Regions from separate parts of the Homo sapiens genome. Here region 2 is linked to region 1. A link is a contact called in ENCODE Hi-C or POLR2A ChIA-PET data. All regions are on one chromosome and are shown on one strand. The core of a region is the stretch at or near the end of the contact, and the rest is flanking DNA. Distances in the headings are between cores, read along the strand shown.

Evidence for each region. Hi-C counts contacts between places; a loop is a spot of excess contacts on that map. ChIA-PET counts read pairs that join two places held with the same protein, here RNA polymerase II (POLR2A). Pooled maps may share reads with other maps.
Region 2: a map of B cell shows a loop between it and region 1 (25-fold over the local background). The contact joins two enhancer-like sites. A Hi-C loop is called at or near these places in 2 of 168 maps with a recorded cell type or tissue (B cell and HCT116), 4 of 37 single-sample maps with no recorded cell type and 9 of 50 pooled maps. POLR2A ChIA-PET finds 5 or more read pairs at or near these places in 2 of 52 experiments (activated T-cell and activated naive CD4-positive, alpha-beta T cell).

The regions. Positions count from the first base shown.
Region 1 is chr15:57,014,651-57,017,350 of GRCh38, forward strand. The region is part of intron 3 of TCF12 (transcription factor 12); the gene reads left to right. Among named protein-coding and RNA genes, the nearest start is that of TCF12, 97 kb to the left of the region's middle. Within about 2 kb of position 1,406, at least 2 of the 41 ENCODE cell types and tissues checked have a DNase peak (open chromatin) inside an H3K27ac peak, as active enhancers do.
Region 2 is chr15:57,526,235-57,528,934 of GRCh38, forward strand. CGNL1 (cingulin like 1) reads left to right here. Exons shown (of 19, transcript NM_032866.5): 13 at 2,420-2,581. Among named protein-coding and RNA genes, the nearest start is that of GCOM1, 64 kb to the right of the region's middle. RefSeq lists an enhancer at 1,056-1,639. Within about 2 kb of position 1,362, at least 5 of the 41 ENCODE cell types and tissues checked have a DNase peak (open chromatin) inside an H3K27ac peak, as active enhancers do.

The DNA.
Region 1 (2,700 bases), core at 156-2,655:
TAGGTACACCCTCCAGGTGGCAGCCTACCTAAAGGGGTCTTAGGGGATTAAGAATTATTTCTGGCTCAACAACTCAGATTCTTCTGCAGGGTTGACAGTCAGGTCAGAAGTATGATAACCATTTGGTGAATATACAGATAACTAAGTTTCCCTACAGTGGTCCTTATGGGTCAAGATATGGGGGTGGGGAGGTATAATGGTTCTCTGGACCTTTATTATTATTATTATTATTATTATTATTATTGTTATTATTATTATTATTATTAATGTTCTCGTTTCTTTTGCAGTGACTCTTCCAGATGAAGGGTCTGAGTCTGAGGAGGAGATTATTATCAACAGTTACAAGTGCCTTAAATAGTCCAGGCGTGGTGGCTCACACCTGTAATTCCAGCACTTTGGGATGTGAGGCAGGCAGATTGCTTGGGCTCAGGAGTTCAAGACTAGCCTGGCCAACATGGCGAAACCCTGTCTCTACAAAAAATAAAAAATTAGCCGGGTATGGTGGTACATACTTGTAATTCTGGCTACTCAGGAGGCTGAGGTGGGAGGATCACCTGAGCCCTGGAGGCAGAGGTTGCAGTGAGCCAAGATTGTGCCACTGCACTCCAGCCTGGGCGATAGAGCCAGACCTTGTCTTAAGTGAAAAACCAAAACCAAAATTCAGATGCTTTAAATTTAACATAGTGCTAAGTCTCCCACCCGTTTCCAGATGGCTCAGCCCATGTTTTGGTTTTCATTCCCCATAACCAATGATGGCCCCAGCACTCTAACCTTCCATGCAAAATAGCTGTCAATATCTTCAGATGTCTTGCCCACCCCCATTTTTGTAGCCATTGCTCAGTTATTCCATAAAGTGGCTGAATGCCACCTTGCTGTTGTGTGGACAAACAGGAGAGGTTTGGCTGGCTGAGGTTTGGCTGAGTTTAGAAGTAGGGCAAAATCTCAGGCCCTTCATGGTTGACACTGAGATTATGGGTGCTGTCTCTGGAGTGTCCATTTGTGGGCTACATAGCCCCATGTCATGTTTCTTAGACAGTTTCTCCAAAAAAACAAGGACTTAGAGACTCAGTTATTTGAACTAAAATAAGAATGCTAAGCCACACTATTCTGATGGAAGACCTTGTTTGAAGTACTGTGGGCTTGTGCCCTGACTGATTTATATCTTACTTGTGGAGTTCCAACCATTGTAAACAACACTTCTTTCCAGGGCGATCTCATGACTTCTTGGTCCCTTAGTTCTTATATAGAAGCCAGACATTAATTTGCCCCCTTACCAGAAACATAATGACTTGTATTGTAAGAGTGATTTTAAGAGACCTTTAGGTATTTAAGGAAACATCATATAGTTCTCATATGATTGCTGAGATTTCTCCAAAATCAGGCTAACCTAGATTACTTGGGGGAATTTCCTGGAGGGGCTGACTCATTCATTATTTACGTGTACCCTGCAGGTAGTTTATCTCTAGGATGGAGTCATCCGGTTAGGATAGGTATTATGAAATCAGTCCCTGACTTCAGCTGAAATGATTAGTGTTAGGATTTTATCTCTAAAAGGTATTCAGGTCAGCATCAAGTCACTAGCCAGAATTGTTATGTATGATAGAATTGCCTGGGACTTCTTCATGGGCCAGACAGATTACAAGGTAGATTCTGTGTAATTGCCAATGCATCTTCCTATACCTGGATTAATGCTTTAGTTTAAGTGGAAAGGTCAACACAGAAACATGAGGAGGAAGCCAGTTGAATTTCTAAGGTAGACTTTGATGGTTTATGGGATTTGTTTAGCTGATTTTGTCCAAGACCCTAGAGGACCTAGTGGAAGTCAGTACTGTAGATTGACCTCACCTTGCTGCTCAGAGTTCCTGTTTGTAGTAGCCTTAATTACATAATTCATAAGGCAAATTAAATACATTTGGTCCTCCCTTTGTTGGTCAGATTAATCAGCTTGGTTGATAGAATGGCATACTTATAGAAAAATTGACTGGGAGCCTAAGACAATGTAGAAGCAAAGGGTACATATTGTTAGAAGGTGATTTTCCTTGGGCCTCTTGCATTTCCATGTTTTACAAGCAGAAGCACTGACTGCCTTTGTTTTGGACTGTCCTTTCAAGGATGCTTGTATACTAAACAGCCATGGAAAGTAGACATAGTTTCTCCCTCTGGAACAAAGGGCAGGTATGTTTACTGTGTATATGGAGAGAGAATTTATCTCTCCAGAGCAAAAGTCAGCCATACTTACTGTGCATTATAGATCTGGGCTTCCTAAACTCAGGCTTCCTTTCCTGTAAACGCACTGGGCATGCAGACATCCATTTGGGCTCATCCGTGTTGCTGTCATGACAGTGGGGATAAGGGAACTGATGCAAATATGCTGATATATTCTTGCTGGGATGTGACTAATAAAGTCATTTGTCTCTGATCTGAGTCTCCTGTCTTCTACCTTCATCCTTGAAAGGGTGGCAGGCTACCTTGTTAGTTTACAAGTAGGGCAAAATCTCAGGCCCTTGACACAGTTGACACTGAGATTATGGGTGCTCTCTCTAGAGTGTCCATTTGAGGGCCTCGTAGCCCCATGTAATAAAAGATCCATTTGAGAAGTAAATAAAAATTTCAAAGGCATATACCCTTCAGCCTAGCAATGCCATTTAAATGTATATGCCCTCTAGCTGACTTAAGGAGAGTCACAAGTTATCGCCCTTG
Region 2 (2,700 bases), core at 112-2,611, 510 kb after region 1:
TTCTCACTGATGCAGCCCTGTGAGACACTGTTTCCATGTGAGCAACAGACATGGACACCTCATCATTCTGCAGGGAAACTGCAGTGAGATACCACCCTTGACTAAGTTGGTAGAGTGATGGAGTTGTTTAAAACAAAAGTGAATTAACAAGCCAAGGTCTCTCTGGATCCTTAAAAAACTCAGGCTCAACTCTGTTCACTGCCCCTCTGCTTGTGTTTTGATTGAGCTGGTTGAAGATCTTGGTTAAAAAAAAACCCCAAAAGCTACAGGAGTCCGTTCTAAGTGCTGTAATAGTGGCTGCCTTTGCTTTGAGAGAAATAGGCATTTTTCACCCATTCTACCTCTGATAAGCATGATCTTTAGAGAATCGAGACTTAGTGATTACCATTGTTCAGTTTATTTTCTACATCTCTTTTAGCAAAGGGTGATTTTAACTACTTAAAGGTAGCACTAGGAAGTTCAAAAGTTGTTTGCTTGCTTATGATTCAGGATACATTGTTCACAGACACCATGCTAGTTAATCTCTTCTGCCGGCCCTCGTCAAGGACTCTGAGTATGATGGGGCCCTTACCGGGTGTTAGGAGGGACCTGCTGGGTGTGGAAGGTGGGGCTGTGCTGAGCAGTGGAGGAGGGCACGCTGGGCATTGGGAAGGGGGACAGGAAGGAAACGCAGGCTGCACATTTGCCTGTCATTCTTTCTGACCCTCACACTCATGTTCTTTCTGGGTATCATCTCATTTGATTCTCATAATAGCTTTAGAAGGCTGATTTTATAATTATCCCAATTTTGTGAATGAGGAAACTGAGTCATAGAGCGTTTTTGTTTTTTGTTTTTTTAACGCTCTGGAATATAGCACATCCTCTGTATCCAGAAAATGTCCCATCACTGTTTTCCATGGGGTGATTTTCATTCTGTGCTTTCATGTACTTTCTGTCATGGTAACCACTAAAACCAGATGTGGGTCTTCATCTGGAGATGTCATCTTCAAGGCTAGGCTGTTCTCTTAGAAATGCCCAGTGCTCCTGTCAGCCTCCCAGAGAAGAACACATTTCCTCAAGCTTTTCCACGGGTTCTCCAAAGCTGTCCTCAACTACTGGGGCTTTCCAACTCTTCTGTGCCAGACACTGCAGAAGGGTGGCATTCTGTAGCGGAGATGGCCATTCACTTTCATATACTCTGAAGGAAACAGACCCCCTGGTGTATTATTCTATTCATGAGACTAGCTCTACTCAATACTAGTACCAACTCCAAGAGGGTAGGACACTTAGAACAAAGCAGACAGCCTGCGGCTTCACCAGATCAGCCCACACAGATGTTTAAGGAAGACCTACTGTGCCCTGAGCTGGCTGGTCTCCCCAGGGAGCTTCTAGAGAAGTTCAAGACACTGACTGGCCCTTGTGAATCAAGCTGTTTTGTCTGTTGCGCTTTCTTCAAAGCTGTTAGTTGAGTGCCACCTTGTGGATGGAAAAAACAACAACATTATAAATTAAGCTAGCTAATCATGTTCTTCTACAAAGCAGTGGCTTTCCCTAATGTGCCTGTGTATGTTGTTAGGTTTTTTGCCAGTAGGTTGCTTTGCGGTCATTAATTCAGTTGTGTGTTCTTTTTCACTGAGTTGAAACCTCTTTTGAGGTGACAGTGATACAGGTAGACAATAAATTACCCCCTGGGAAACATGTATTTAGTTAAGGGGCTCTCGAGAGGTTTTAACATGACCTAGTAAAAACGACATTTTGCATTCAGCTGAGCACGGTGGCTCATGCCTGCAATCCCAATACTTTGGGAGACTGAGGCGGGCATCACCTGAGTTGAGAAGTTCGAGACCAGCCTGGCCACCATGGTGAAGCTCCATCTGTACTAAAAATACAAAAATTAGCTCAGTGTGGTGGCATGCACCTGTAATCCCAGCTACTTGGGAGGCTGAGGCAGGAGAATTGTTTGAACTCAGGAGATGGAGGCTGCAGTTAGCCAAGATCGCACCACTGCACACCAGCCTGGGCAACAAAGCAAGACTCCATCTCAAAAAAAAAAGACAAAAAAAAACTATATCTTGCAACCCAGGAATACACGCATCTGCACAAATATATGAATGTCTAGCACAAAAGATTTGCAAATCAATATTTGCTAATACTCTGCTATTTTTTTCTGTTCTATTTAATTAAAAAATGCTGGTCAATATCTACCAAATAGAATTTGTAACCTAATAGGTTGCTGCCTGTAGCTGGAAAACCTCCTCTTTTTACAAAAAGGAAAGTAAGGCCCAGAGGGAGGTAGGACTTGCTCAAGGTCTTCTGATCTCCCATATTGTGGGAGTCCAGCTGATCTTCCTTTTGGTGGGGTCAGCCTGTGCACTGTCTGTGGAGGTCTCTATGCTCTTGATGCACCCCAGAAAACCATCCCAGCTGTCTCTCCTCCTAGATGCGTCTGATGGAGGAAGAGTTACGGGACTACCAGAGAGCTCAGGATGAAGCACTCACAAAAAGGCAGCTTCTGGAGCAGACGCTGAAGGACCTGGAGTATGAGCTGGAAGCCAAGAGTCACCTCAAAGATGACCGCAGCAGGCTGGTCAAGCAGATGGAGGTCTGTGGGCCGTACAGTGTGAGCTGGGGGACCTGCAGAGAGCGAGGCTGGGCCACGAGAGAAGCAGCCTCTTTGCTCTCAGCTCAGCCTTTGGGAAGTCTTGGATTTTTATTCTCTCC